6 separate regions of the Mus musculus genome follow, and regions 1, 2, 3, 4 and 6 are each linked to region 5. A link is a loop called in an ENCODE intact Hi-C map of the cell type or tissue named here. Cell type or tissue: heart. All regions are shown on one strand. Links, peaks and the distances in the headings refer to the core of each region. The heading gives the core; the rest is flanking DNA. Region 1 overlaps Mir100hg (Mir100 Mirlet7a-2 Mir125b-1 cluster host gene). Region 2 overlaps Mir100hg (Mir100 Mirlet7a-2 Mir125b-1 cluster host gene). Region 3 has its middle 13 kb from the start of Gm25401. Region 4 has its middle 22 kb from the start of 1700063D05Rik. Region 5 holds the start of Mir100hg (Mir100 Mirlet7a-2 Mir125b-1 cluster host gene). Region 6 has its middle 34 kb from the start of Gm36227.

Evidence for each region. Peaks named below come from ENCODE experiments on the same cell type or tissue, not always from the same donor. Only the 100,000 strongest peaks of a DNase experiment are listed, where the experiment ranks them.
Region 1: it touches region 5 in a loop (5-fold over the local background); 11 of 42 quality-filtered maps call a loop at or near these places.
Region 2: a loop joins it to region 5, with 2.3 times the contacts of the local background. A loop is called at or near these places in 8 of 42 quality-filtered maps.
Region 3: it touches region 5 in a loop (4-fold over the local background); 4 of 42 quality-filtered maps call a loop at or near these places.
Region 4: it touches region 5 in a loop (2.7-fold over the local background); 12 of 42 quality-filtered maps call a loop at or near these places.
Region 6: a loop joins it to region 5, with 2.9 times the contacts of the local background. A loop is called at or near these places in 9 of 42 quality-filtered maps.

The regions. Positions count from the first base shown.
Region 1 is chr9:41,459,526-41,464,387 of GRCm38, reverse strand. All of the region lies in intron 3 of Mir100hg (Mir100 Mirlet7a-2 Mir125b-1 cluster host gene), which reads right to left. Among named protein-coding and RNA genes, the nearest start is that of Mir100, 69 kb to the left of the region's middle. In heart, for the core only: no CTCF peak of the experiment used is centred there; a DNase peak (open chromatin) is centred at 2,367; H3K27ac peaks cover 1,074 bases.
Region 2 is chr9:41,444,707-41,449,568 of GRCm38, reverse strand. All of the region lies in intron 3 of Mir100hg (Mir100 Mirlet7a-2 Mir125b-1 cluster host gene), which reads right to left. Among named protein-coding and RNA genes, the nearest start is that of Mir100hg, 71 kb to the right of the region's middle. In heart, for the core only: no CTCF peak of the experiment used is centred there; a DNase peak (open chromatin) is centred at 1,908; H3K27ac peaks cover 2,739 bases.
Region 3 is chr9:41,324,316-41,329,177 of GRCm38, reverse strand. No RefSeq gene overlaps it. Among named protein-coding and RNA genes, the nearest start is that of Gm25401, 13 kb to the left of the region's middle. In heart, for the core only: no CTCF peak of the experiment used is centred there; a DNase peak (open chromatin) is centred at 2,137; H3K4me3 peaks cover 1,532 bases; H3K27ac peaks cover 2,124 bases.
Region 4 is chr9:41,226,061-41,230,922 of GRCm38, reverse strand. No RefSeq gene overlaps it. Among named protein-coding and RNA genes, the nearest start is that of 1700063D05Rik, 22 kb to the right of the region's middle. RefSeq lists an enhancer at 378-3,021. In heart, for the core only: a CTCF peak has its summit at 2,039 (motif pointing left); a DNase peak (open chromatin) is centred at 1,882; H3K4me3 peaks cover 925 bases; H3K27ac peaks cover 2,015 bases.
Region 5 is chr9:41,373,859-41,378,720 of GRCm38, reverse strand. Mir100hg (Mir100 Mirlet7a-2 Mir125b-1 cluster host gene) reads right to left here and starts at 2,195. Exons shown (of 5, transcript NR_131928.1): 1 at 2,045-2,195. In heart, for the core only: no CTCF peak of the experiment used is centred there; DNase peaks (open chromatin) are centred at 2,200 and 2,540; H3K4me3 peaks cover 1,488 bases; H3K27ac peaks cover 2,925 bases.
Region 6 is chr9:41,950,907-41,955,768 of GRCm38, reverse strand. No RefSeq gene overlaps it. Among named protein-coding and RNA genes, the nearest start is that of Gm36227, 34 kb to the right of the region's middle. RefSeq lists an enhancer at 1,244-4,862. In heart, for the core only: a CTCF peak has its summit at 2,013 (motif pointing right); a DNase peak (open chromatin) is centred at 1,978; H3K4me3 peaks cover 1,394 bases; H3K27ac peaks cover 2,987 bases.

The DNA of each region.
Region 1 (4,862 bases), core at 355-4,354, 86 kb before region 5:
CCTGGAGGGCTTGGGTCTGCAGCCACTCCACAATCTTTGTTTCTCCCTCTATTTCTTTTTCTGACCACGGTCCAGGGCAACAAGGACACCAGCTGCCATAGAATAGATTGAATAACGTCCCCCGAGGAGGCTGGAAGCACCACCTCTCTAATGCCAATCCATTTGGCAGGGTATTCAATCGAAACAGGCCATTACTAACTGGCTTGCTATTGCCAAGTGCCTCTTTAAAATTGTGTGTGTGTGTGTGTGTGTGTGTGTGTGTGTGTGTGTGTGTGTGTGTGTGTGTGTGTGTGTGTGTGTTTTCATATGTATATGTATTGGTGCATGTGCACATGAGGATGCAGATGTGCTGTGTACATAGACCAAAGTCATCCTTGGGAATTTAAGCCACTCCCTTTAAGACAGGATTTCTCCTTAGGCTAAGCTGGCCAGTGAACTTTGGAGATCGTCCTGCTTCTGCCTCCCTCGAGTTGAGGTTGTGAGCCTCTACCACCACACCCAACATTTTTACGTGGATCCTGGGAATCGAACTCAGACCCTTAAGCTGGCAAGGAAAGCATTTTACTGGCTGATCCATCACCACCACCATCCTGCCCAGTCTTAAAGGTGCCTCTTTGGGGAGGGAGGATATACCCCTCAGAGGTTCCTAGTCTGAGCAGATACAGGCTAGAACATGGAAGTGAGTTATTCCCCAAGATTTACAGGTGGCTCCCTGTCCTTTAGCCTCTAATTTCCTACCTGCCAAATGACCTGTTGGAACTCAGAGTAGCTACCATGTGCTTCATCTGAGCAGCAGCCTGGTTGTGGGTCCCTCCTTCCTCTCCATGTCATGTTGACTTGCAAGGAGAGTTCCTGGTCTAGGTGTCCAGCTTCAAAGATGCTTCAAGGACCACATTCCTTGGATGCAGACAAACAGGATTACCTGCTTTGCTCTCTCTCTCCTAATACACAGAAGGCTGTTGTGTGAAGGACACAAGCAAACCAAGAAGCAGAAAACAGAGACTCTTGAAGTCATCAAGGTTGGATGACATGATCTATAAGTCAGCATCCCATTCTAGAAAAGAGCTGAAAGGACTTCTCAAATCAAGGCAGTTGTAGGTCAACCAATCACTGCAGTCCTCTGGATGTGTGTATTTATCTGGACATCATGCTCTCTCCCAGCCATTTAAAAAAAGTATATGGAAATTGTCTGCTTGTCCTCTATGTTCCCAGTGGTCAGTTGCTGTACTTAACACCAGCACCTCCCAGTGCTAACACAGAGCAGGAATTTAGTAAGTGCTTACTGAGCAAAATGAATGTGCCCCCTCGCTCGAGGGCTCTTGCTGGCACAGCCACTCACTTCTTCTCTTTCCCAAGAGTATCATGTAACCTTTGCTCTCAGGAAGTTCTGACTTGCGTTTATCTCAAGTCTCTTTTATGCATATATTTCTGAGTTTTATTTTTTCCCTTCTAATTTCAAAAAACAATTGCTGGTCATGTGCCTCACGCTTATCAGAGTAACTGCAGAAGTCAGCCATTCTACAAAGTCAGCTTTATTTAAGGAATTAAATTGGAAATGAGCATTTGAGATCTCGGGGCCACCTTTCCCTTTTGATAGACAAATAGCAAAGAATTTTTTAGATGAAGTTTGAGACAGACACAGAGGTACACCTGTAATCCCAACACTCTACAGGCTAAGGTGGGAGAACCATAAGTTGGAGGTTAGCCTATGCTACAGAGTGAGACCTACCTCGAAAATGATACCTAGAGGATTTTGATCAGCTAGAGTCTTGGCATTACAGTGACGTTTTGAGGTGAGCCTCCAATATGCCATGCTTATATTACATGTGTAAGTATATGTTTAAGGGACAAATGTGTAAGAACCTATTGTCAAGAGCTGATCAGACTAGAACAGGGAACCATCGGAAGGCAAGAAAAGCAAACCTTTTCTCTCTGTGGTCCTTTGTTTAAAATCACTAACTCATTGGTGAGGATGCAGGAAAGTCCCAAGAGTTTAAACAACACAATGAACCAAAAATCAAACTTGAGAAAACTGGGACGGGGGTAGGGGTGGGGGGTGGGGGCTGTCAATTGGTACAAATTGAGGATGTGATGAAAGTCCATTAAAGGACAAATGTCATATGCCCGTTGCCCTTTCAAAAGAAATGTTTGTGCGTTTTCACTGCTAAAGCAAGTTTCCACTGACCACACATTCAGAAAGCTAGCAAGAATTGCCCTTCAGCAGCCCTCAAACTGGCAGACTCCTTCCTTCTGGCCAGTGAGCTCAGGGTCTGCGTGACTGCAAGGCAAGTCATTTGGGGACACTGGAATTCTGAGCTAGGAGCCAGACGAGGCAACAAAGATAAGGTCTGGACAGAAACCTGGCAGCCTAAGCAACATCTGCTGGGACCAAGGGTTTGGCTCTGGCTCCTGCCGGGCTTGCTAGGGCTGCAAGCCGGGAAGCAGGCCTGTGGTGCTCCTGACAGCAGGTGGCGCAGGAGAGCAAAAACCAAACCCGGCAGGACCCAAGAGGAAGCAGGAACCATTGTGTTCTTCCGGCCTTTGCAAGTAAGCACCATTGTCAAGGGAGGCCACGGAGACCATGCTCGCCTCTTAACGTTCCACACATTTCCTCGGTGGGGTACAAAGTTACATGTGGGTCTTTCTCAGGGAAAGAAAAAAACAAGATGGGCCTAGAGATAAACCTTTCAGGAAATGTGCCACGAAAATCCAAGATTCAACATTGTACATTGATTTCAGAAGCCGGAGCTGAAAGGTGCAAACCACTCTGAACTCTGAGACAGGGCATGACCAAAGTTCAGTTTCTGAAGTTCCATCCACATCTAAAAAACAAAACCAAAACAATAACAAGGAAAACACCCACCTAACGTGACTGGCGGCAGTCTAGAACGCAACAGTTTTGAATAGCCACAGCAAGAAAGAAAACACAGGTGCATCTTTAATGAGACTAAAAGAAGCAACTTTAATGTCTCTCTCCTTCTAAGCTTGTCTCCAAATACATCCTTTGTGGGAAAAGGCAGTGTAAAGGCTCCCTTCCCACATAAATACCCAGAATTCCTCATATTCTGTGTTCCACAGGGAAGAGAAATTAGTCCTTCTTGTTCATTCTTTTTTGTTTTTTTTTGTTTTGGGGGGGTTGCTTGTTTGTTTGTTTTTCAAGACAGGGTTTCTCTGTATAGCCCTGGCTGTTCTTGTTCATTTTTATAGTATCACAAATTTAAGAACCTTATGCAGTAGAAGATTCTAAGTGCTGGCGGTGGGGGTGTACCTGACGTACAGGGTACAAAAGAGCCCTTCTTCTCAAATACACAATACCCCGTGAGCCTCAAAGCAGTAGGGGGCAAAGATGTTCTTCAGCTGTGTAGGTTGGCTTGGGGGGAAACCGTGAGTAAACGAGAGGAATTTTCCTTGTTTTTCCACTTGGTTTCCTTTTGTGTTGGGATTTCTTACACAGGCAAGGAGCTCTCTAAGCACCAGTGTTATATAAACCAGTGTTCAAAGTTTATGTAAGCGTGGAGAGCAAAGAGCTCCCTGGCTTAGAGAAAGTTGGTGGAACATTCAATGCATTTGTTCAACATTCAAGGCTCCCCAAAGCTTCTGGACGTTTTGCTTCACTAGTAGATGTGTTCTGGATCTATCATATGACCTACCTGCTGCCGTGGTGGATGCCCACACCATAGGTGTTTCAATGACAGAAAGTGTGAGTCAACAACAACAAAAAACAAAAAGAAACAGTTAACAGTACGAAGAAGAGAGAAGTCAATACCTCGGGGGCCGGGGGAGGGGGTCGGGGGGAGGGGGAGGGGGCCGGGGGAGGGGGTGTCAGGTCAGGAAACATGATGTGGAGGGGTATGGGTGGGAGTTATTTTATGTCCTGTGCCATTGTATATGTTTGAAATGCCTTTCTGCTCCGATAATTTTCCATTTGTGAATGATTTCTGGTCTTCCCGAATTGGTCACACTGTAACCCCCCTAAATCAGCATCCTGACCCTTACGAATCCCAAAGAAGTCTTCCACAGGAATGACACTCAAATCTTGATCTGTTACACTCGCCACTCGCCACCTGGAAGAGCATTTGGGTTATTTCACTCACTGCCTCCTACAACCTGCACCTAAGCCGCATCGCTAGCTACAATCAGAATGGGCACAGTTGCACCTCCAGTAGAAGATAATTGCTTTAGAATATCATCAATATTCTATGCTTAACATTCTCAGCATGTTTTTAATTGTAGCAGTCTTACTCTAGATAGCACAAGATCCTGCCTCAAGGCTCTCCATGCCCCTTCAAAGCTACAGGTTCACAGCCTCTACACTGGGTCTCCCCATCTTAACAAAGAAAAGGAGGAGTGTTTCCACTCATTCCCAGCAGACTGGAAGAGGACAGACACTAAGGTCAGCTTGAGACCCATTTTGCATGGTTGTTTTCCAGTCTGCATTGAGTATGACTATTCGATAGAAATGAGGTCTGAGTGATTCAATTTGACATGATAGCACTCTTTCATTTAATTTTAAAATAAATAAGGCTATCAATTTTTTTTTATTTAAACGCAGTTTAATGGACTGTATGACTCTGACACGTAGCAATCTGTTAAACCCATGTTTGGTTTCACAGATTTGTAATGCTGCGTAGTTTTAGTGGTGATTATCTTCTGAAGATCTGCTGGCTCTTTCTCTCTCTCCTCTTCAGGGGGAAGCTAGGAGATCCAGATGGCAAGGAAGGACTCTGTCAAACATATGCAGTCTCATCAGAAGGTGCCCATTCTTACAAACACCTTTTCCTTTACCTCTTTATGTAGCACACGAAGACTTAGTACACAGACCACAACTGGTCATACAGAAATCAATGGGACGTGGGGAGCCT
Region 2 (4,862 bases), core at 358-4,357, 71 kb before region 5:
GAGTGTGTGTGTGTGTGTGTGTGTGTGCATGTGTGTGTTGCCAAGCTATTTTTAATTAAAAAGTGATGACAGCTGAATATATTCCCTGAGTCTGCAGCTAATAACTTCCCGACCTAGGCCTCACTTGTGAGACCCACTCTTGAAACCAGACTGTGTTAGCCCCGTGGGGCTTCTATTATTGGCTAGCCGTCTCAACAGATGCAGGTCTAACCAAATCCATGTCTAATATAAGCATGAGAGTGGGAAGATGAAAGGGAAAAATGTATGTGCTAAATCACCATCCACAGACAGAGAAGTGAACACAGGACACAGGCAGCCGTCTGAAGAGAAAACACCAAAGGTCATTGTCACAGAGGTCCTCAAGGCACCGGCACTAACTCTGTCCAGCCATCATCTACAGTTGTATCATTGATCTATTCATTATTCATATTAGATATATTTGTCTGGCTGCCCTGCCTCATAAGTGTCTCTCTCTCCCCCTCCCCCCTCTCTCTCCTTCTCCTCCTTCTCTTGCTCCCTCCTTCTCCTTGTGCCCCCTCCTACCCTCCTCCTTCTCTTCCTCCTCCTCTTCCTTGTCCTCCTTCTAGACAAGGCTTCATGTATCCCAAGTTTGCTTTCTTTGAAGGTGTTAAACTTCTAGTCTTCCTTCCTCTATCTCCTAAGATCACTGGTGTGAACCACAAAGTCTGGTTTGCCTGGGGCTAGGGATGGAACCCAGGGCTTCCTCCACACTAGATGAGTGTAGACCTAGCTACATCCCTGGGCTCTCCATTGCCCTTAACTTTTGCCTTGCCTCCACAGCTTCTTATTTTATAATTTGCTTGCCTTTTTTTTTTTTTTTTTTGCCCTAAAATACAAAGTCTCATGTCTGGCTTTAGTAGATGTTCAGAATGTTTTCAATCAATTAGCACTACTGTGCCATATGTCTAGCAATGGAATGAAGCTGGGGGAGTTCTAGGATTGGAAGATTTAACAAGATTGTCTGTGGTTTGACTGTCTCGATTTCTTTCTCATTTATCTCCTTCCCCCCTCCCTTCCTCTCTCCCTCCCTTCCTCTCTCCTTCCCTTCCTTCCTTCCTTCTTTCAAATAGTGTTTTATTTGTACAGTCCAGGCTGACCTGGAATTTCAGATCCTTTACCCTAAGCCCCCAAAGTGCTAGGATTACAGGCTTGCACCACAACATCCAGCAAGATTCAGCATTTTTAGTGTAAATGCACAAGGTAAGCCCACAGCTTAGCATTTTACACACAAATGATATTACTTAGAAAGACACGATAGTGTGATTTCCATTGTACAGACTTTTTTCCAAAGGTAGAGAGAAGCTGGGAATTTGCTAACACCCTCTCATTAGCTGCCTTAAATCTAGACCAGTGTGACTCGAGGATCACATGATGCTGCCACGGCATGGCCGAGGTCATTGTTCATCCATTTACTGCAGTGCTGGATTTGAATTCGGGGCTTCATGCATGCTAGGCAAGCTCTCGGTCACTGAACTACACTCCAGCCCTTCATCATATTCACGCCACTGCACCAATAAGAACACAGTTCGTCAAAATTCTAATGGGTGCATACCATAGCCATCCCCAAAGGAAACCCAAATGAGCATTTGAAAAAAGAATCCAGGTTCTCTTAACCCTGGTATTTTTTTTAAGTGGTCTTCACATCTTGCTTTCTTCCTTTCTGTTTCCATTTCATGCTGTTCCCCTCTGCTTTGTAGTCAGGAAGATGGAAAACAGCTGGTACCGTTTCCTAGCAGATAATCCTTCTTGGACTGGGGGAAAAAAATGCCTGTGACATCGTCTCAACTTCCTTCCCTCTGGCAGAAGACATGGCAGCGTGCCTCCTAGAGGGAAGGCTGTCCTCTCTCATAGGCTCCTCTACCCAGACAGGATCACAGCTGTCGGCAGGGAGCACTGGTAAGAACGCCAGCAGGACTGGATAATCCATGGGCAGATGCTCCTGGACCCAAGGATGCACGCTGCAACCAGGCACCAGAGCAAAGAAACTAAGAGTGTTTAAACAGGAATAAACGAGACTGGAAATCATGCGCCCTCCATCGTCTGCCGTCCCCACTGTCCTGCAGATACCTCCTGAGCCCCCGGACAGGGGTTAGGGGATAAAAATGAGGCAGGAAGGTCATGACAGCTGCTAGTTGGGGAAAACCAGGGATTGGCAAGCAGCCTCCTTCTGCTGGCATCAGGGGAACAAGGGAGCTGCCGGGAGAAGCATAAAAACACAGAAGCAGGGAGCCTTTCAAAGGAGAATGTCAAAGGCTTGGAGCCTGGTAGCTGAGGAAAACCTTGCCAAATGTTACAGAGAAAACAGGAAAGCTTTTGAGGCTCTGCATTCTGGGGTCATAGAACAATGAAAAAGGAAGTTTCAGAGGAAAATAACAAGCACTGTCAAGCTCGCTCCAGCCTCACAAAATCCTTCTGCCATTCTTACCGAAAGCAGAGGGAGGAAAAAAAAAAAAAAAAAAAAAAACCCTAACCTCCAGCCAGTGGGCTCAGTCCCATACCACAGCCCCTTCCCTGTGGCATGCTGGGCAGGAAGGGCCATGATGTGGCCTGCTCCCTGGAGACTAGAACAGAACATTTCCAGAACAAAGCCCGTGCAGTTACCTGAAGATCAAAGTTCATTCTTAATAAGGGGACTGTTGGAGGGGGCTGAGAGAGCAATCAATGTTGCCCTGCATTCCATTAAAAAAGGATTATGGGCTGTCTAACCAGGTAGGCAGTGTACTGTGTGAACTGAAATTTGTCCTTTGGAGGGGGTGTGGCAAAACAAAAGCCTGAGGAGACACAAACAACCACTGTTCAGAGCAGCAGGTTAGTGGCATGCTATCTGTGTTTGTGCGTCTGTGCAGGGAGTGTGCAGTATCTTCTGCTGTTGCTAAGATGGTTTCCCCCTTCACCGGCGTCTCACCCAATCAGAAGGTAGCTGCTCCTTATTGGTTGCCTGGTGTTATCGAATGACCATGACGAGCTGGAGTCAAGCCCACCTCATTGGTTTATTCCGATGGCCCATTGTCAGGGGACAGCAAATCAGACACCTAATCAATATTTTGTGAAGTGGCACTAGACTCCTGATGAAATTTGCATTAAATTTCTCCCTGTCTGTGCCTTTGCTCTCAGATAAGCATCATATTAACTTCAGTGATAGAGAGAGAGGCAACCGATCAAACCCTGCCGTCCTTCAGCCATTTTGGACTTATTCCTGAATCTAGGCCGGCATTGTGGAATACTAAATATGGAACGGAGGAATTGGTTACAAGCAAAATGCAGATCTCCCAAGCAGAAACATATTCAACCTGTCTAGAATGGTGATAGCCTTTCCAGATAATAAAATACTGAGTTTCCTCTTTCTTCCCTCCATCCTTCTGTCCCTCCCCTCCTTCATTTGTTTCTTCCAAAAGGATGAGCCAGGTTTGATAGTGACTCTGGATAGACATCATTGTGCCAGATGGGAAATGCCTTCTTGAGGGTGGGGGGTGGGGTGTTCCATAGCAAAGTGGTGTCCCTGAGAGCTAGGGTTCAAAACATTTTAATCTTTCTACCTCTGAACAAATCACTGGAAAGAGACAGAACTTCAGCTCTCCAAATGGGTGCCTTCCTGTGAGAGAACTAGATTCTGAGCCAAGCTTTGGTCTAGTGACCAGTGTTCTCCTGCTTCCTACAAGAATCACTATGAAATATGGGAGCAGGCAGAGTGGCTAGGTGTCTTAAGGAAGAGAAAGGGAGCAAGTATGCCCTGTGTTGCATAAAGAACACAGATACAAACAGGAAAATAAAAATCCCCGGAGCTCGTGTCTCTAGCTGCATATATATCAGAAGATGGTCTAGTCAGCCATCAGTGGAAAGAGAGGCCCATTGGTCGTGCAAACTTTATATGCCTCAGTACAAGGGAACACCAGGGGCAAGAAGTGGGAGTGGGAGGGTGGGGGAGTGGGTGGGGGAGCGTGTGGGGGACTTTTGGGATAGCATTGGAAATGTAAATAAAATAAATACCTAACTAAAAAATTTTGAAAAAAAAAGAAAAACAATGGAAACATTGGTCTTCCTACTATAATCAACATTTCATGTACAAGTTAATTGATAATAGTTATGCCTATGAAAGAAAGTAAACTTGCATTTAAATTTGTAAAAAAAAAAAAATCCCCACGGTCTTCCACCTACCACTGAGAAGCTAAAATGTCTACATGCCTATTTTCAGTTCTCTGTGCCTCCTGCCTGTTGCAACCAGCAGAGTCTGTTTGTCCAACAAACTTCCTCTTCCTTTACCTACCTGATCCCTTCATCATTTCCTCAAAAAATCTCCTGAAATCTATGCCTTACTTTAAGACAGCATTAACTTTTCAACTCTATTCTGTTTTCTAATCATTTCCAACATTATTAAAAAATACACTGCAAATTTATTACAGCACACACAAAGACACACACAGAGATACCACCAAGTTAAAAGAAAACCCCACACTGGTACCACTATGTTGATTATTAAAGCCAAAAGCATTCTGGATGTGTTACTCTGGGCTTCTTGATCCATTCTAGCTTTTCCCCTGGAATTACCTGGGTAGCCTATGACCAAGCAACACAAAGGTCAATGTAGATTCAACCTCAACGCTTGATCACCAGGCCTACAACCAGCATGTCTCCTGCATTTCATCATTGTTCTAATATCCCTGAGTATTACCCACATCACCTTTGAGTTTCTCTGCTCTCCAACCCCACACACAGTAAAACTCTGGAAAGAACTGCATTCAGTATTTATTTCTGACAATGTGATAAATGAATGCCCCAGCCTAAGCAACTTAAGGGAGGAAGGAGTTTTATCTCATCTAAAAGCACCACGTTTCAGACCATCC
Region 3 (4,862 bases), core at 435-4,434, 49 kb after region 5:
CATGTACACCTCCACATGCAAGCACCCCCATACATGGACACACTCATCCATGCATACACATTCATGCACATAAACACACACACATATGCACACACTCACCTTCAGGAAGACCTGTGTTTTTTCACCCCAGAAAGTGTCTGCGCCTTCAATCAAACCACTCAAGAAAGGTGCCATAAGTTAGAGGGAAGCAAAGGAGCCTGAAGGACCCTCACTGTTGCCTTAGAGAATGGTCTTCATCAAACAAAGCCCATCCATCCATGAAGACCGACCTTAACTTGGAGAAACAGAAAGGCAGATGCAGCTTTCAAAGAGCTCCAGGACTAGATCCAAGAGCAGAAGTCCTCTCTGGAGCACTGGATGGGGGCATAAGTCCCAGCCAGGGTGGATCTGCCTCTCCCTCCTGATCTCCCCTGAGGTCCTGTGACTCACAGCTCTCCACACCTGCTGCCCCTTAAGAGCAGATAGACATAAGTTAAGAGAACAAGGTCAGCTCACAGGCCATGCATTCTTTGACCACACGCCCCGCCTCTCTCAGGCCTTCCTGGGAGCAGAGGGTAATTAGGAGCTGGTGCTGCCGTATTTGACCCTATGAAAATGCAAGAGCTTTCATTTACGTGCCCTGAATAGATGGCACGTCTGACTTACATATTGGTAGCCTGTGATGTACTGGATGCCAGCAAATATTTAATCCCAGACAAATCAATAATACTTAACTTGCCCTTTTGCTTTGAAAAGGAAAAAAAAATTCCCCTTTGCTCTAAAGATTTGTGCATAATATTGCAAAATAGCTCAGGACACAGTCTCCCTTCAAGCCGTGTAGTTTCCTAAGCCCAGCCCTCAGATATTTTTAAAGGAACTGTCTTTGCACACTTGCTTGCTCTGCTGAGTGTGACATCATCATCACCTGATGTTACAGAACAATGCTTTAAAGTTGGATCCACTTTCTCAAAAAAAAAAAAAAAAAGAAAGAAAGAAAAAAAAAGATTTAAAGGTGCAAACCTCAGTAAATCAGTGAGTTCACAGCACATGATATTTTTCTTGGCTTGCATCTAGTTCCCATGAGGATCTTGATTTAAATTGTTCATTACAAACTGTCTCTGCCTTCTGCTGGTTATCTCCCTCCAAAACTACACTTTATCACTACACATACTCTTAAAAAGATACAGTCGTTCCTGAGAAGCAGAGAGTTGAATATTTTTTTAAAAAGACATTTTTTTGCACATTAAACAGGAAAAAAGCTCTTCTCTCTCTCTCTCTCTCTCTCTCTCTCTCTCTCTCTCTCTCTCTCTCTCTCTCTCCCCCTCCCCCCCATCCCCAAGGGTTCTCAATTCAGCCTCCAAACCTACCAAAAGTTTCAGAAACAATGACAGAAATAAGCTAACTCCCTTCTATCTTTGGCAGCACAAAAGCTAACTTCATGAAAGCCACCCTTGCCAAGAATTAATGCCATGCAAACCACATCCACATTTGACTGTGACTGCTACATCGGTTCACCACAATATTTACTTGAAAAACATATAATTTGCAGTAGAGAAGAAAGAGAAAGAAGAAAGAGAAAACTCCTGTACCAAAAAAAAAAAGTTTCTTTCAAATGCAAATTAATCCAAAGATATATCTTTCCCTGTTTTTGGAAAATCACTCTAGCATAAGAAAACCATAGTTCGCGTGGGAAAAAAAATATTGGTATATGAACACCCACCAGTTGAAAAGACAATTAAATTGCTGTCAGTTCCCTGAACTACTAAGAAAAGACGACTCCTGACTCTGGAAGCCTTGAGAGTACTTGATTAGCTTCTACTGACCTAAGAAGTCTTCTGGTCCCAGGTAGCCAACAACATTCTTTTCTTCTCCAGTGAGATGCTGGTGTGAACATCAGAGGGCATTGTATTACTGAACTGATCAGAAAATAACATTGTTACTGATCTTCTGAGAGAGAGAGAGAGAGAGAGAGAGAGAGAGAGAGAGAGAGAGAGAGAGAGAGAGGCAAAGCACAATGTAATGGAGCATTCTTCCTGGTAGGGAAAAAAAAAAGTAAAGGCAGCCCTGCTGGACTGAGTTCAAACATAGCTGACAGACTCCGGGAGAATTTACACTGAGCATGCTTGCCTGCGCGGCTTGCATGAGACACTCTTAATGAATATTACTTCCTTCCCACTGGCTAGCCCTGGAAGTCCACACCCTCCCCTCTTTCAGAAGTCAGGAACTTAGCATCAGCCAAAGCCCAGAAAACAGACTTCCAGGGAGGCCTTGTCTCCCTGATCCATAAACTTTCAGGTTATGACCTGCGGGTCAGCATGACAAATAGAACATGGGGTGAGTTTTCTCTGCCCTTGATTATGTTCCCGGCTTTGTGCCTGCCTGTCCGAAATGGCAGCTACCCCAGAGAGAAGAAAAACAGACGGCTGGCTTTTTCTCTAAAGAAAGAGCTGTCCCAAATGCCTGGATAAAGGCCTTTCTCCAGCCAGCTCTGGGAGCCAGGTCAGAAGGAAGGTTTTTCTTGTGACTTAAAATTCATTGCAATTATTTTTAACTTCTGGCTACAATGAACTAAAATGCCTACCAGTTTTGAAAGCTTACCTGTCACCTCTCTCTAAAATGCTGTGTAACTAAATCTAATCTAAGAATACGCTTAGAATCCATTTTAGCCTGATGTGTCTAACATGCGCATTGCATCCGTGGGCATTCAGCCGACACTGTAAGGCAGGTATTTCTTATTGTTGTGGTTGTTGCTGCTGCGGCTGCCACTGTTGCTTTCCATACAATATTTTCCCTTTCCCTAAGACAGAAAGTCTAAAAATTTAAAAATAGGCTATTTTTCTGACGGTCTTGGAAGACAAGATTGTTACTCAGGGAAGAGGGGACGTGGGGAGGGAAGCCTCAGACAGCATTCACAACAAAAACAGAGGGCACTTTCCTTTTTGAGGAATGATATTGAAATCTATTTTATTATCCACCTGATATTTTCAGATTCCCGTTTATAAGTGCCAAATGACAGTTATATAACATTAAATACTCATTTAAATGACAGTGCTTACTTATCCAGCAAGCTCCAGCAAAGCACACACAGAGTTTTGTTTGAAAAACAATGACATTAGAGTTTAAAAGGGCAAAAGAAACTACGCTTACAAAGAAACATTATCCTCGCAAGCCTCTGAGACAAAGCTTGCCTGGCCAGCATTGATCCATGATTGACAAAAGGTATCTGTCTAAACCTGACAAGAAAGCCAGCTTCTCCTAGGGCCTGTAGCCATGACACAGCCATGCTGTGCTTCTGGTTGGTCCTGTTGTCTGAGGCTGTTGTTACACAAACATCTCCTTGCCTCCTGCTCTTGAACAAATTCAGTCACTCACACGTGCCTCCTTTTCTGTAATTCTGAGAATTTTGGGAGTGTTCAGACATGGGACTTGTTTTGTTTGTTTTCATGCTTTCTCTAAGGGAAGAAAAAAGCTGAGCCCCCCTCCCCAACACACATACACACTGCAAGGTGTTTATATGTACGAGAAAGAGAGCAAATGGATTTCTCAGATGTTAGATTAAGCCAGAGAAAAAGAGAGTTTGGAATGGCTGAACCATCCTCATGGCAAGACATCGTAGAGGTCAGAGAGGACCCATGGCACAGCAAAAAGGGCAGGGACCCTCAGCCTGTAGTAGTGTCTTAGCCTACAACGTCTCCACCCCCCTTCACCAGGGCCCATGTTTGTGTCTCTCTCTCCATAACATAGTGTGACCTCTGGATCTAGTTTCCTGTTCTAGGCAACACGAAGACCTGAGTGAGGTTGGCCATGCTTTTCTTCAGTCAAAAACATCAGAGACATGTTAGGAAATAGTCGTGAAGGCATGGCTGGGATACACCCTAGAAGCCTCTGTATTTAGATAGGAAATCATGGGATGTCATGGGCAGCTTTTGTAAAGAATCAATTCATCTAGAGCAATCCTTTGCCAAGATTCAAATGTCAGCCAATAAGTTGCTTCCCAAATCTGTGGAGGAGATATCTCACACATCCCAGAAATCACAGGTAACACGAAACCATATGGCTTCAGCACTCCCTCCTTTACACAAAGCTGTCATAAAGTGCCATTTGCACATTAAGCACAATAAGAGATCGATAAGAACTACTTTTAAAAGGTAGAGCAATCACTAACAGCATACTGGCTAAGTTAGACATGGTGGCATAAGCCTGTAATCCCTACTACTCAGAGCCTAAAGCAAGAGGATCAGGAATCCCAGAAGAGCTCCAAGAGTGAGGTCAAGGCAAGGTCAAGGCTAGCCTGTGCAATTTCGTGAGACTCTGTTCTGAAATTTCAAAATCTAAAATAAAAGAGTTCTGGGAATATAGTTCAATGATAGGGCGGAGGTCTAGCATACATATCCCCTGGGTTTAATCCTTAAAACAAAAGTGGGTGGTGATGTTAAGTAAAATAAAGATTATTTGAACGCTAGCACCAAGAGAGCTGGTTATGTGCATACAAAGTGGAAATGCTCAAAAAAAAGGGAAGGCTCACGCTCAAGGAAGAAGAGAGTGGAATTGAATGCAGTTCCATGGCACTAAAAATACCATGCAACCAAAAATCTGCAAATTATCCATATAGAGCACTTTTATTTAACATCTTCAGACCCCAATTGACTACTTCCTGAAATCAAAGTTTAGATAAGAGACAGCTTTATGTAGTAATTCATGGATCACAGCGGGCATGAGTACCCAGGACACAAAGCTTTTGTGGGAGCTGAGGTAAAGAGTGAGCAGGGAAGGGAACCTAGCAAGGCGCCAGATCTTGAGATGGTGTGGCAGATAGGGATGGGAAGAAGCTAGCTGCAGGCTTTGTTAACAAGCTTGGACAACTAACATGATATGCAAATGAA
Region 4 (4,862 bases), core at 516-4,515, 150 kb after region 5:
ACATGTCTCAATAACCCCATAAGAAATCTAATTTTAGGAGTTCTGGGTTCTTATTTTCTAAATCTGGTACCTCTGGAACAGGAAGAAGATGTATTAATCACCCCAGAGCTGTGTGAACTGCAAGATAGATAGATAGATAGATAGATAGATAGATAGATAGATAGATAGATAGATAGATACATAGATACATAGATACATAGATACATAGATACATAGATACATAGATAGATACATAGATAGATACATAGATAGATACATAGACAGATACATAGATAGATACATAGATAGATACATAGATAGATACATAGATAGATAAATTGTAATCTTCACCCTTTTAAAAAGTTTTAGAAATTTATTTGAGTCCAGTTACAAGCTGCCCTCTGACCCTTACATGCCAGTCATGGCATGGGAGCACTCATCCACACACAATAAATGTATACGCATGCATATGTGCACATGCCTGCGTGTATGTGTGGTTATGGGTATACTGCGTGCATTCTTGCATGCGTGCATGAGTTGTGTGTGTGCACACACATATGTGTGTCTGTGTGTGTCTGTATGCGTGTGTGTGTGTGTGTGTGTGTGTTTGTGTGCGCACGCGTGTGTGTTCATGCACCTCAGCGCTCATGCGGAAGTCAGAGGACAACTTTCAGAAGTCTTCCGTCCCCTTGAGGCAGGGTCTCCAGTGTAATCTTCCTGGGTTGGAGCACCATCTTCGGAGATAAAATGCTACCTAAACTTAAGATCAGTTTATTGCTAGCTAGATTATACACAGCATCACTCCATCACCCAATATTTACCTGGAGACTAACTGGTATCGGGCAATGGGTGATGGGCAGTGGGTGCTGTATTTAGAGCAAAAAGATCCGAGGTTGAATTTCATCATTGACTGTAGCACCTTCGGCAAATTAATTCCTCAGCGTCTCAGATTCTTTGTCTACGGCAATGGGGATAAGACAGTTATTATAAGAGCCAAATTAGCTAATGTGCACAGAAGCACTCTGCTTTTATGAATGGCTATAAACAGATTATGACTTATTAGAGAGCCACTCTGATCTAGGAGTAGCCCGACCGTCAGATCCCAGCACGTGGGGAGAAGAGAAGGGATAGGGTCAACCTGAGGTATGCAGTGAAACCCAGGGGAAGAGATGGGGAGAAAGTGAAGGAGAGAAGAAAAAGAAGAAGAAAAAGGTGCCGCCAAAAGGTACCCTGGCTTCAGCTCGCCTTGAAGTGGGTTATTGTCGAAGCTGCACAGGGAGGAGCTCTTTCTCCAAATTTTCAAGGGCAGAATTCTTAGCCAGTAACCACAAGTAGTTATTTTACCATCCATTCTCTTTATATTTCAAAAGACTCGGGTTCAAATGTCAGTTCCAAGTCTCTGTTTCTTCTCATAACAAATGGACCAAATGATATTCACTCCACAGGAAGGAGGGCTAAGAAAAATAGAGGCTTACTTGGGGTTTTCTGTCTAGGGATGTGTGTTCTCATCTGTGCTCCTCCTGGAGTGTCCCCTGTAAGCCCCGGGGAGTGGATAGGCTTAAGGAATAGGCCTCAGTTTTCCTTGTCTTTCTTTGCTTAGTGGCTCTAAAATCAGAGCCCAGCAGGAGAGTCGTGGGAGAGGCCTTCTAAGATGGGGTCAGAAACGCTCAAAGCAGTATTACTACCGATCTCCCTGCACTCCCAAGACAATAACCTTCTCTAATCACTACCAGATTCCACATTCGCGCCAGAAAGCAGCAGGGAGCAGTTGCCTTGACCCGCCAGGGCCTCCAGCCCCTCCCCGCCAGACGCAGACTAATGCGATACAGACGTCTCCCTCCCAGCACCGCTCTCCCACCCGCAGTCCCTCTCCAGACGGACATCGCTCTTCCGAAGTCATTTTTTGCAGGTCACCAGGCCACTTTTCCACGAAGCCAGGGAGAAGCCTGCACCTCGGGACTTCCTAGCTACCCAGAGGGTATTGTATTCACTCCTGGCGGAAGCCAACTTCAAAAGGGTATCAGGCGGGGCTTCTCACTCATTTCGATGGTACAACAGTGACCTCCAGTGGCAGAGCCGGGAGACAAAAAAAATCTGCAACGTCTCAGAATATTCCTGTCCTCATAGAAGACAGTCTACAATAGGACACGATTTCTCTTGTAAACAGCGTCTAGGACGACGACGACGGTGATGGACTCCATAGTTGCTGAATCCAAGCAATCCTGCAGAGATAGCCAGTGGCAAGTTTCCAACCCACGATCTGAGCTCCATGGCCTATCATTTATTTAGTACAGCTCCCTCAGCTCTTAATCCACTCCAGACCCCGCCCTGGTGCCCAAGTGGCTTGTGTTAATTCCACTGCTAGAAATGACCTCTTCATCTCTCTGCCTGATAAAATCTTCGTGTGATGATGTCAGATGAGAACATGCCACTTGGGGACACTTTCCAGATCATCCCTCCTAACAGAATTGATTTTGTCTTCAAAACCAAATAGTATCAAGGACGTCAATACTGCTGAATGCATTCGGCTTGAGAAGCAACACGGTACAGCACTGTTGTAGGGACTTCCACTGCTGAGAGTTCTAGGTGAAGGATGGAAGGGTGTGGGAGTGTCAGGCACATCTGCAGCACCATGACACATGCCTGAGGAAATGACATAAGAGAGGAAGGGTTTATTTTGGCCCACAGATTTGTATCTTTCTGTCCACTGTCATTGGTATCTGTTGGTTCCAGTCCAGTGTTTGGTGAGGCAGAACATGAGGGCAAAGAGCAAAGTGGCCCTCCTTGGGACAGATAGGAGATGGGAAGGGACTTAATAAAGACAAAATACATCTCCTAATACATCATTAGAGGCTACTTCCTCCAGTGTGGCCTTCCCTCCTATCTCTACCAACTCCCATCATATTATGAGCTTGTGAATGGACTGATCTACAGATTAGTTCCGAGTCCTCAGGAACCAGTCATCTTCCCTTCGCTCGACTGTTGACTGTCGCGTTGAGAATAGAGCCCTTCACATGTGATCCTTGACAAGGGGCACACTTCATATGCAAATTATAATTACTGAGCTCAGAATGCTGCAGACTAGTGGGGTGTGCACAGGAAAAAACAACTGCCATCGAGTGTAGTAAGGAGTTCCATATTTGTCTCAAGTAAGAGTCATCACTCCAGTCAGGGGGAAGAAATGCAATCAGAGACTGTCTAAATAAATGGAAGGGCTTTGCTTGGGTATTTGGGGGCTGAACGGGAGTTAATGAGGCAGGTAGAATGATTTAAGATGGGGGAAGAAAAGAAAAGATGCTCATTTGGATGTGAAATAACTACCTAGAAGTGATTTCGTTGCGACAAGGGGCAGCCCACGCTGGCTGGATTATCTATCACTGGATGTTTTACAGTCAAGAGATACTAGGCTGGAAGACTACTGAAAGCAGGATTGGGATCTTCCAAACTGTTGGCTATATAACCCAGGGTCATCAATGATTGCTGAACTATAGCATGATTCGGGGAGAATAAGCTCACGCATAAGCTAGAGTGGCTCACAAAACAGGATAAAAATCAAAATCTGGTTTCTGCCCATTAGTGGTTCTCAGATGCACTGGCATACGAATGTATTGGTCAAATCTCATCCACTGGGATGAAGCTAAGTTATTGAGCTGGTGAGCAAACAGGTCAGGCACAGTGCCTCAAGATGGAAGGCAAAACCACAAGAAGGGCAGCTGCCCAGCCTGCAGTGTGGAGACAAATGTCAACGTTGCAGGAAATGAGATGCCCGACGGAAGAGTGGAGATCTCAAACCAAGTCTGTGAACTGCATCTTGCTGAAACACGACTCATTTTCGGTGTCCTCGCTCTTGAGAGGAAGTCCAATGAAGATGCTCAGAAGGTCTGGCTCTGAGATCCAGGGAGGATCAGAGGGACCAAAGGGGCCCCAATCTCCCTTCAAACATATGTTCTGAGCAGCTGGGGAATGACGGTCTGTTTGTTCTTCAGCGTCAGATAATAAATTCTGGCTGAATCTGATGGAATTTAGCCTTTCTGGATAATTTATCATGAATGAAGAATTATATGCCCCCTTGATATATGGTGCAGGAGACACATCGGTGCCTGAGATGAACAGTAACTTAAGTCATGAAGCTATGTATCCATGTGTGTTTATATCTGCACACCCCAGGGTCTCCCTGCACACCGGAAAGGACTACAGTTAATCTACAGCTGGTGGTGCTTGGTGTGGGGAAAGCAGGTGACCTGCTGCAGAAGGTGCAAAACTCCATCCAGGCCGGTAGTGAAAGTCTTCACTGTGGGAATGAAACACAACACAGAGACCTGTCTGCCCACCGATATATTAGAAAGATACATTAGATGCAATATCCATTCCCCATTAGAAACTGAGCTGCCTGAGGGGCCTCACCCAGCACAGCACCTAACTCAGCACTCAATAAACCCTGGCTGAGTCAGAGAAGAATAAGCCCCTCAAGAAGAGGAACTAGGAAGTTCCTGGAGACACCTGGAGGGTGTGCAGAAGAACCAGAGCATTCTGTGGTCCCCAGACACGCCCTTTTATCTTTGCGCCAATACAGTTAATATGGACATTAGAACGAATGGCCATCTGGAAAACAGATAAAGGTGATTTTGGATTCTGGCTGTGCCACTTCATTAGCTTGGGCAATGAATGTCTTAAAGTGTCTGAGGTGCTATTTGGCTCTAGAAGACATCCAGAAGTTCTGTGTATAAAGGTGACCCTTGCTGTCTGCTATAATATTAAAAAGTAAAATAAAATAACATAATTTTTTAAAAACCTGGCCAGCACAACCCCCAGCAAATATCAAATATCGCTATTTCGACAGCAGCACAAGGTACCTTCTCTCAATGGAATCTGAACTACCACTC
Region 5 (4,862 bases), core at 541-4,540:
CCCTTTCCAGGCCTGCTGTGACACTGGCATTCAAGAGCAAGGGTGGCTGCCATCTGATGCATGGACAATGAGCTGAGAAACACAAGGCAGAGAGGGGAAGGAAACCAGATGGATTCTGAGCTAAGATGCAGGGCTCTCACCTTGTCCAGGTTATTATTATTATTATTATTTTGCAAATAGTCTGGATGGAGGCGTCCCGCAGAGAAGGAAAAAACAAGGGTGTCTTGAATTGTTGGATGGCTCTGAAGCTTCCTGCATCTGCGGATGCATTTTAGAACTGTTTGCAGGGTGATTCATTCTCTCTCTCTCTCTCTCTCTCTCTCTCTCTCTCTCTCTCTCTCTCTCTCTCTCTCTCTCCCTCTGTTGTATGCCCCATCACCTCCACCACACTTCCATTGGTACGGAGACCACCTGCCCGTGTAAGTGAGCCTGTGTATTCCTTAGTATTTGCATCAACACACACATCTGCATGCGCGTCTGACCTGAGGAGCCTATCACCGTGACTACAAATATCAATTAGTCAGCACTAGCTGAGACTTTCAACGCCTCTGAAGGGACAAAGCTGGAAAGACATGCATACGTTCCAGCAGCTGCATCGCGCAGCTCACAGGATGTACACAGCGGCGCCTCTCTGTTTTGCCTTTTACTTACCCCCTCAAATCTATGTCCTATTCTGGCTATGAACAGACCCAGTCAAGTAATTAGCTATGGCACATCCATAAACTCATGTGCTTCCTGGGCATGGTTGGAAATAAGATACGTTAAACTGAACTAAAACCAAAAATGCCTCTCTTTACAGCGTATTTGATCCTTTCTCCATTTTAGCCAGCTGATACGAGGAGCTAAAAGTAACTGTTCTTTGTCTCAGTGGCTCCTAAGAAAGAGGCAAGGGAGACTGAGCAGAGAAGAAAAGCAATAGAAAATGTTCAGCTGCAGAAAAGCATCCGGGGAGGTTCATTCTTCTCCACAGAGGAAAACACTTCAAGATTTACAGGCAGTCTGGATTTTGGCTAACATTGGGTTTGTTTGTTTGAGGGGGAGGGTGTGTGTGTGTGTGTGTGTGTGTGTGTGTGTGTGTGTGTGTGTGTGTGTGTGTGTGTGTTGTGGTGTTTGGTTGCTCGTGGAGAATAACAGCTTATGTTGGGCATGTCTGTATTCTGTATTGGTTAGTACTGAATGCATTCTGAGCTTACTCACCGTCTGAAATAAAATAAATAATTTTTTTTTATTTCGTTTTACAAAAACCTCCACATAACCTTTGGAAAAACAATGCACTGCCTTGGGTGGCCAAGGACACAGAAATACTGCTACTCTGAAACTCTGTGTGTGTGTGTGTGTGTGTGTGAGAGAGAGAGAGAGAGAGAGAGAGAGAGAGAGAGACTAGGTAACAATCGCTCTCCCTCACTTTCCGGTTTCCAGAGGAATGGTGTGCTCTGGAGCCCTTCATATGTGTGCTTTGTGCCTCTCCTTTCTCCTACATGGGAAATGGGATTTCTTTCATTAGTCCCTCTTGTTAGAATTAAAATCATTTTAAATGAGACACAAAGTATCTTGACGCTCTCTGACTCTGTAAAGGAGACAGTAGTCTCACCTGGAGACCCCCTTTTCTCAGCCAGGCTGGAGCAGGAGCACAGGCTGTCCTCTGGGGTCTTTCTCATCTCCCTTTTGAGATTATTATTCTAAAGAGCCATTTCTGTGTCCTCTCCTCTCGGGTACAATAGCTCAACAACCGTTTCAGTGTGTGAGGTAGCCCCAGAAGCTAAGACATTTGGAGCTGACATTCAAAAGAGAGACCCCCAAAACAACAAATCATTAAAAAAACAACAAAAAAAAAAACCCTGTTTACAGAGACAGGGAATGCGAGTCTAGCAAAGCTTTCCTAATGAGAGGAAGTGTTACAAATCCTGAGAGAGATTCAAATCAGAATAGATCGAGGATAGAGAGGGGCTAGGAAAACCCCTCAACCCCTGGGCACTTAGAAAAAAACCTAACAAGGTTGAGGAGAAGAAAGGAAATGTGCAAAATAGCCAGCGAGGTGACCCACCGTCCTGCGTGCGCCTTGACTCTTGCCGAGGGGAGTAACAGCCACAGCAGTGACATCGGAGTTCTAGCGGGTCAGGTGCCACCTCTGCCCAGCGCTCTCGCCCTCCCCGGCAGGATAGAAAACCATGCTCGAGACAGAGAAGGAGCAAACAGGCGCCACCGCCAAGTCACGGACCCCCATCAGCACCGGCTGGTCTCTGAAAGCCTTGGATCAAGGGTCCCATTCAAAGGCAACGAGGAAGCAGACAGTGGCAAATCAGACCCTGGCGGGCCTTCTGGAATAATTTAACTCCTCGCTCCAGCATTTAGATGGGGATAGCAAGAAACACAGGCGAGAGCTCCTTCACACCGAGGCGCGAGCATATGCCTGCATCTCGGTGGATGTATTTTTAGACACGCTGTCATGGGCAAGGCAGCCTGCGACAGCTTTTGCTTCCCAATGTGGGTGCCGCCTTCTCTGCAGCCTGAAAGCAGCTGAGAGAGCCCAGGGTAGCCATACACATCTCTCAGCAAGCCAAAGGTCAGGCAGGAGAAGAGCACACCCACCCCCAACCATAAGCCATTGTCCCTGTGCTCAGAAAGCAGTCGAAACATTTTCAAGATGTGTTCTAGAAGGAGGGTCATGTGCTGTGGCCGTGTGTGCACTTCCTGTCTTTGCAGGCTGAAAGCATTAGCAGGATTCAGACACACCTTGGGGAAGAAAATTCTAGCATAGGCCCGCCCAGAAGAATAAAAACATTAGGCTGGACATGTGTTATTAATAACACATACTAAACTTTTCAATGCATCCAAACCATATTATTCTAGAAAAAAAAAAATAAAGATGAGTGACCCTTTGTGGTAGATTTAAATGTGCTGTGAAAATCTGGGTATCTAGCCTGAAATTTTTAAATAATAAACTCTCATCTCATTAAAATACAATAAACTACTACACAAATACCTGGGCATTACTTTGTGAACCAAAGCAACCAAGTCTAGTGTGTTCTAATCTGATCTGGAGATTTTTGCCCCCAATGACATATTTTAGAAGACCCCCTTAAATTTTTCATATTAACGTACTTATGAAATATGTATGCAGACATACCTGATGTATGTAAAAATTCTCAAGTTAATTTGAATTTATGGGAAAAAAATCTTTTGGAAGAGTAGGTTAAGCAATCAACATAGCAAGATAACCATAAACAAAATCTCTAACTACATACCAGTGTCTCTGGGGTTTCATATATTCTGAGAATGGGGAGTGGAAATAAGCCAAAGCAACCTTGTAACATGCAACATTGTAAATAAAACTGCTTAAGACATGAGCAAAATGTCTGCCTTCCACATTGGGGAGTCTCTCTTTTCCTCTCTGCCATATGTAGGTAATCTACGAAAGAGAGCTGTCCAAAATGGGTTAACTCCCAACTCCTAGAAAGCCCACAGACACACACTCTGAGTTCTCCTCTTCCTTTAAGGGCAGAGACAGTGTACGATTTCACATTGTAAATCTCACAAGGCCTGAATAAAGCTCTCACAAGAACTGACAAAGAAAGAATAATTCACGTCAGACCAAAATGCTCCTTTCAGACAGATCTGGACCCAAAGGCAGGGAGAATCCAGAGTTCAACTCCCCATCACACTTCCCGAGTCTTTCAATTAATGGCACTGCAATCAGATCGATAGAATGTAATAAGAAAAGAGCTCTGCATTTTCTGCAGCTATTAATTCGCTGACTAACTTCAGCAGTAAAACGTGACTGGAAAGGAAAACCACTTAGGAAGATGGATTCTCTAAGCATGCCAGGCAACCATTCCCCGGCCCAAAAATGAGCCCTGTAGCTTTCTTTGCCCTTCCAGCCACTGTTGTGAGGATCGAGCAAGTGAGGAGATGGTGCTATCAAGGCTGAGCCTCGCCTTCCTGTCACAAGACACTGCAATATTCTAACACCACGGATCTGAACAAATGCATCTTTGCTTGGGATTTTGGTACAAAGAATCCTGACGTGCTGGTTGCAGCATGGGCGGGTTGGGGAGGGGCAGCCATTGTTCTCTGCCCAGGAAGGCAGTCCCGAGCCACCAAAACCCTGATCTTGGTTTTCAGTGACAGTCTGAACAGAGGAAAGGCTAGAGCAATGTCAGACTAGCAAAGATACTCTCTGAGCTCTACCACAAGCCAGATTATCACAGTGAAGGACATGCCAGGGCAACACTGCCTGCCTAAACAATTTTGTCACCAGAGACTGGCCTGAGAGCAAAGCTGGTGTTCCCTGTGGCAGGGCACAGAAGGGCTGGTCTAAAGTGCTCCTTGCCCTGCCTTTCTGGAGCTTGAAAAATATTCAAAATATTCAGAAATTCACAAAAAGCACAAGAACGAGCACCCTAAACGTCAATTCAACACCAGGTAGTCAGCCCTAAAGGCATAGACACACAAGCAACGTCAAATGGACTCAGCAGATTGTTTGTATTTATGTGTTTATGTGAATGAGTGCTCACACTGGTAATAATATTAAGAAAAAGAAGGTATGGATCTGAGAGAGACTGAGGGCAGTGTGGCAGGAGTTGAAGAGAGAAGAGAGAAGGAGAAATCATGTAATTGTATTTGATTATTAAAAATGATATACCCTTTAAAAGGGGAGGGGAGTATAGTCTAACTTTATTAAGTGTTAGATGAGATAGCATGCATAGAAAAGTCTATAAACTGTTCACCCCTATAACTGATCTTATTATCTTTGACACGAACTGGTACACTTTTTAAAATAGAGCATGAAATTCAGTGGGAAAACATTTGCATAAAGGAGTGGATGCTGTGACCCAGGTCTAGTGGCGTATTTCAAAGCCATA
Region 6 (4,862 bases), core at 412-4,411, 580 kb before region 5:
ACAGTTAACCTGTCAATACAGATAACCATCGAACTCACTGCCCATTGTGAGGACACTAGCAGATCAAGAAATGCACTAGACAGTGCATCTCATTGTTAGCATTATAGGTGTCACCCACAAGTGTCTTCCTGCAGCTCTCTGTGGCCTTGGGTGAGGCATGCTTTATTTATGGAGGAGAAAGTTATAGGTGTCCCTGATTTTCAGGATGCAATCTGCATGGAGACTGGATTGACACAAGATGAACAGAAAATGGGAAAGGAGAAGTGATTTCAGGTTCCTCCACCCCGCCCTACCCCTGCTTTGGGAAGCAGCTCCAGTGTACTTGGTAGCAGTGGACAAAGGAGAGTGGGTGTGCTTAGAGAGCAGGTTGGTGGCCTTGCTGCCATCTCTGGTCCTTTACTGTTTGGACGTTTGTGGTCCTGCTACTACAAACTCATGTGACAAAGAGCACTTCATCTTCCCATATGTCCTTTCTCCGGGGCTTGATGGACTCAGAAGATGATCCAGACAGGTACTGGATCCTTGCTTCAGCTAAGAATACAAAACAATTAAAACCCAGCTGGGGAAGTCCATTGGTGTGGCTGTAACATAATGCTACAAGGTAGGTGACTTATAAACCACATTGTTCCTCACCAACTTAAAGGTGGGAAGTTCAAAATCCAGGCTCTGGAGATTGCATCTGCAAGGGCCTCTCCTTCTTTCATAGACTTCTTGCTTTTTCCTTGAATGGAGAAAAACAAACAAACAAACAAACAACCCCAGCAGGTCCCTGGTACATCTTTTTTTAATGAGAGAACTAATCCTATTCATTAGCTCCAATCTCATGACCCAAAAGGCTCTATCTCCCAATGCTATCGTTTTGTGGGGGCATGATCTCAGTCTACACATGTGTGGAGAACACAGACATCAGGTCTTGAGCATAGACCATGATGGCACAAAGGAGATTTGACAGCAGTATCTGATGGAGCAGGGAGTGGGAAAGGTAAGCGCTCCACGCTCCACCCCTGCCTCGCCTTGGCTTTTCCCAGCATCCAGCAAACCACTGTTTGTGTGTGTATGTGTGTGTGTGTGTTTGAGCGTGTGCTCATGCGCAGGAGTGTGAATGTGTGAGTGCATGCGTGTGTGCATATGTGTGTGTACGTTGATTGGTGGCAGTGTGGAGGTTGGATTTGGCAGCTACCCACTCACACATGTGAATGAGGAAAGGTGAGGGATTCGGGATGAGTCAGAGGGATTAAGGGACTTGGTGGGAAGAATGCTCCCTCGCTTCTCCTTCTACCATGCTTCCAGAGAGCAAAGGTTGTTACAATGACTAGGGATCTGAACTCCCTAGAAATGGTGGCTGGTTTGTGTTGTCTTCTCTCTGTGTGGTGTGTGATATCAGAAGAAACCCAGGCGTGCCTGGGTGACATGGTGTGCCAACTTGTAACAGAGCTAGAACCCTTTCTGGAAAAGTGTAAGTCTGTCAGGTCCAACAGAGCTGGCTGCCTTTTCACAGTCCCCTAGAAAGGCTTCCCGGGCTCAGAAGATCTCAACCCTGCTCCTCCTTTTCTTATCTCCAAGGGCCCGGACCTCCATTGGCTTCATGTCTCAAGGTCACAGTACTTAGGAGATTTTCACAGGTAGAAAGCAATGTCATCTGTGGGTCAAGTAGAGCAAGCTCAAGTGCACCCTGCTAGATCCCATAGATATGTTCTAGAGATTTGCACATCAGACCCCTCCCCCAGTTCAGCAGAACCCTTAAAAATAGGGGGGGGGCTATCATTTAAAGAAATTCAAACCTGCCCCTCTTTTATCTAATGAAGGGTCCTTTTGTCATGCAAATAATGTCATCCTTCTTCCAGTTGAGAGTCTGTCCTGGCTTCCCTTAAGTGAGACACACCTCCACGGAGCGAAGTGTGGGGATGGTACTCTGTGGGATTTTCCACACAGGCTAGTGACCACCCTTCTGTCTTTGTTGCAGTGTTGGCTCTGGAGCCCTTTGTTTATGACAGGTATTATTTTGGCCACTGGAGGGCCCTCTAGATAGCTGGAGAATTCTAGTTCTCGCCTGCAGCTCACGCCCAGATTTTTGAGCAAGCAGCAAGCATTTCAGTGAAAATCGGATTTAACTGGAGAAACTAGCAGTAGCGGTCGACATTCCTTTTATTTAGGAATTTAAGCATACGAGAAGCCTCTATTTAAAAGAGTGGCTTTTGGATTAGGGTCTGTTTGGAGCTGGAGGGGAGGGGCTGAGCTTGTGGTGTGTGGAGAGTGATCTTGCAGAACTCAGCCCAGCTTAGGAGAGCAGAGCTTTGAACAAAGGTTATTTTTTTTTTCCTGTGTGGGAAGGATCACACCAAGATGGATGGAGACAAGCGGGGACCAAATTATTTTTATGCTAGGAAAAGAGAGTCTTGGCCAGGACTAAAGCAACTGTTTGGGTCTATGACCCTTAACCGGGAAGGGAACACTGCTCCCAGGTTTTGTTTTGTTTTTTTTTTTTTGTTTTTTTTGTTTTTGTTTTTGTTTTTGTTTTTACTGTTTCATTTTTGAAGTCTACTTTAGAGATTTTTGGTTTTCTGATGTTGATAAGAACATTGTAAATCTGAGTTCTGAGATGATAACATAGTATAATAAGTTTTACATCCCTCCCTCTCTGCTCCCAAACACAGACCTGTTGAAGAACCAGGTAGGGAAAAAGAAAAGGGGATGGGAGGGCCTAGAGAGCAGAAAGGAAATTTGAGACAGTGAGCGTACGGTTTCCTCTTTGGAACACAAAGACAATCCATCAAAACTCTCCATACTAGACTGATATTAAGCCAGGCTAAAAGGAAGTTTCATGTTCTGACATTTTTACGGCCTGGAACAAGAAATGAATTGGAAAGAGGCCCCTGACAATGGGGGTGGGGGGAGATGGGGTGGTCGTAGAGAACCGGAGCCAAGCGCTGCTGGGGACAGGTGAGTCTGTAGGGACTCAGAAGGTTAGCTTGGGCCCTAGTAATCTAAGAACTCACTCGGTACCATGGAAACAGATATGGTCAGTGGGGACATAGCTCCTGTCAGGCTCTGTGGAGGACAGACAGGCTTGCTTCTTAGAAAATGTGTTTAGCTGTAAAAAAAATGAAGAGTCTTTTTCTGAAATCCCTTAGATCATAGACAGGTTCCTGACCCATATAAAGGACAAGCTTTCTATATTTATTTGAAGACGGATAGGAAAGGATGCAGCTCCGATAGACAGAGCCTCAGTTTCCTTTTTAACCCTGTCGGTTTGTAGGTTAGAGGACACAGTCAGACTGTACAGACAGACAGACAGACTTTGGGGAATGTTGCCCCAGAGCTGAGGATGTGCCCACCAGCCCAGCCCGGTCAAGGGACACAGGAGCCCCTGGCAAGCCTGCATCTTTTGACCAGTGTTTTGCTCTTTCTATTAACCCCTTGTCACCTGTGGAAAGCAGGTACGTAGGAGCACATACAGTTACCCAGTAACACCTAAGAACCTCCATCTGGTAAGGAAAAGACAACTGAGACTGGAGCCTGGGTCTTGGATCACGGCTGACCTGGAGTGACAGGAGGCAAATGATGGTCCCTTGACACCATGTTCCCAGAAAGGCTGAGAATGGCTTATCTGTAAGGGCTGGAGGCTAGGGCAGAAGCAGGCTGGGGGAAGGAATTCCTCACTGAGACCAAAGGTGGATTCTACATCCCTCCCTAGTCTGTACTCTTCTCCCTGCCTCTGAGGTCCTAGCTGTCATTGTGTGTAACGCTGACACGCACACGTTTTCCTCTGACGTATTTGTACACATATATACTTCTTGCAAACACTTGTGCGGAGTGTTAGGCACTTGGCAGGCAAGCAATGAATAACTTGGGGAAGACTGAACAAAACGCTAAGGTTGTATGTCATGGCTGTCAGTGAGGTCCCTGTTCAGAGCTGGGATCCACCACTGGCTTTTTGAGGGTGGACGAGTTACACAGAAAGGGATGGACAAGCTCTGCCTGACGACAGTAGTATCTCTGAACTCTGGAGCATTCTCAGACCTACTGCACAACCATAGCAGGAAAGAGAGCTGGTTGGTGGGAGTGCAGGGCGGGAGCTGGGAAGTGGTTTCTTTGTTCTGGGAGATTTCAGCCGGCACGAACCGCAAATTTTACTGTCTGCACACCAAGAGCCCCTCCCCTCCCCCTTACCGCCTTCCTTTCCAACCTGAGAATTCATTCGCTGCCACCCTCGGTCTCTTCCTCTGCCCCAGAGCAGTCACCAGGGAAAGATCTCTTTGTTGAGAACACCCCGAGACAACTCAGAGTTGCAGAGTTCCCAGGGCACTGCCAGGGTTGCCCTCCGAGGAGAGTGGTCTCCCGGGCACAGACCCCCACCTGTTGATCTCTCCTTTCCCCGGGGGTGAGCGGCAACTTGCATTGTGCCGGGATCTCACGCGTTTCCCCGGCAGGCTCGGCAGATGGCGCTCATGAGCAAAGCCACCACGGTCCCTTCCCTGCCCCTCCCCACCGTCGGGGCCTCGCTGGGCTAAAGCAAAAACAGATGTTTTCATCATTTTTGGATCTGGCACGTGACTTGCAGTTCAGCAATGTGCCGACAGAACCCAGAGTTGTGTGTTTCCTTCATCTCCCGCAAAATAAAACAATCTTCCTTAAATGAGCGTTCCTCTAAGTGAGCCTGCGACACACGATCTCTTTAGCACAAGGGGTTGTTTGCTTAATGGAACTCCAACTGCGAGTGCCCTGCTAGCCAGTCTTGGGTCTATAATTGGGAAGAGGTCCTTTTTCAGAGAAGACAGTGAGCGGCCAGACTGGCTATCTTTACCTTAAGGGCTGGGGACAGGCGCTAGCGTTTTAAAAATAGCCCTGGTCTGGCTGGCGAG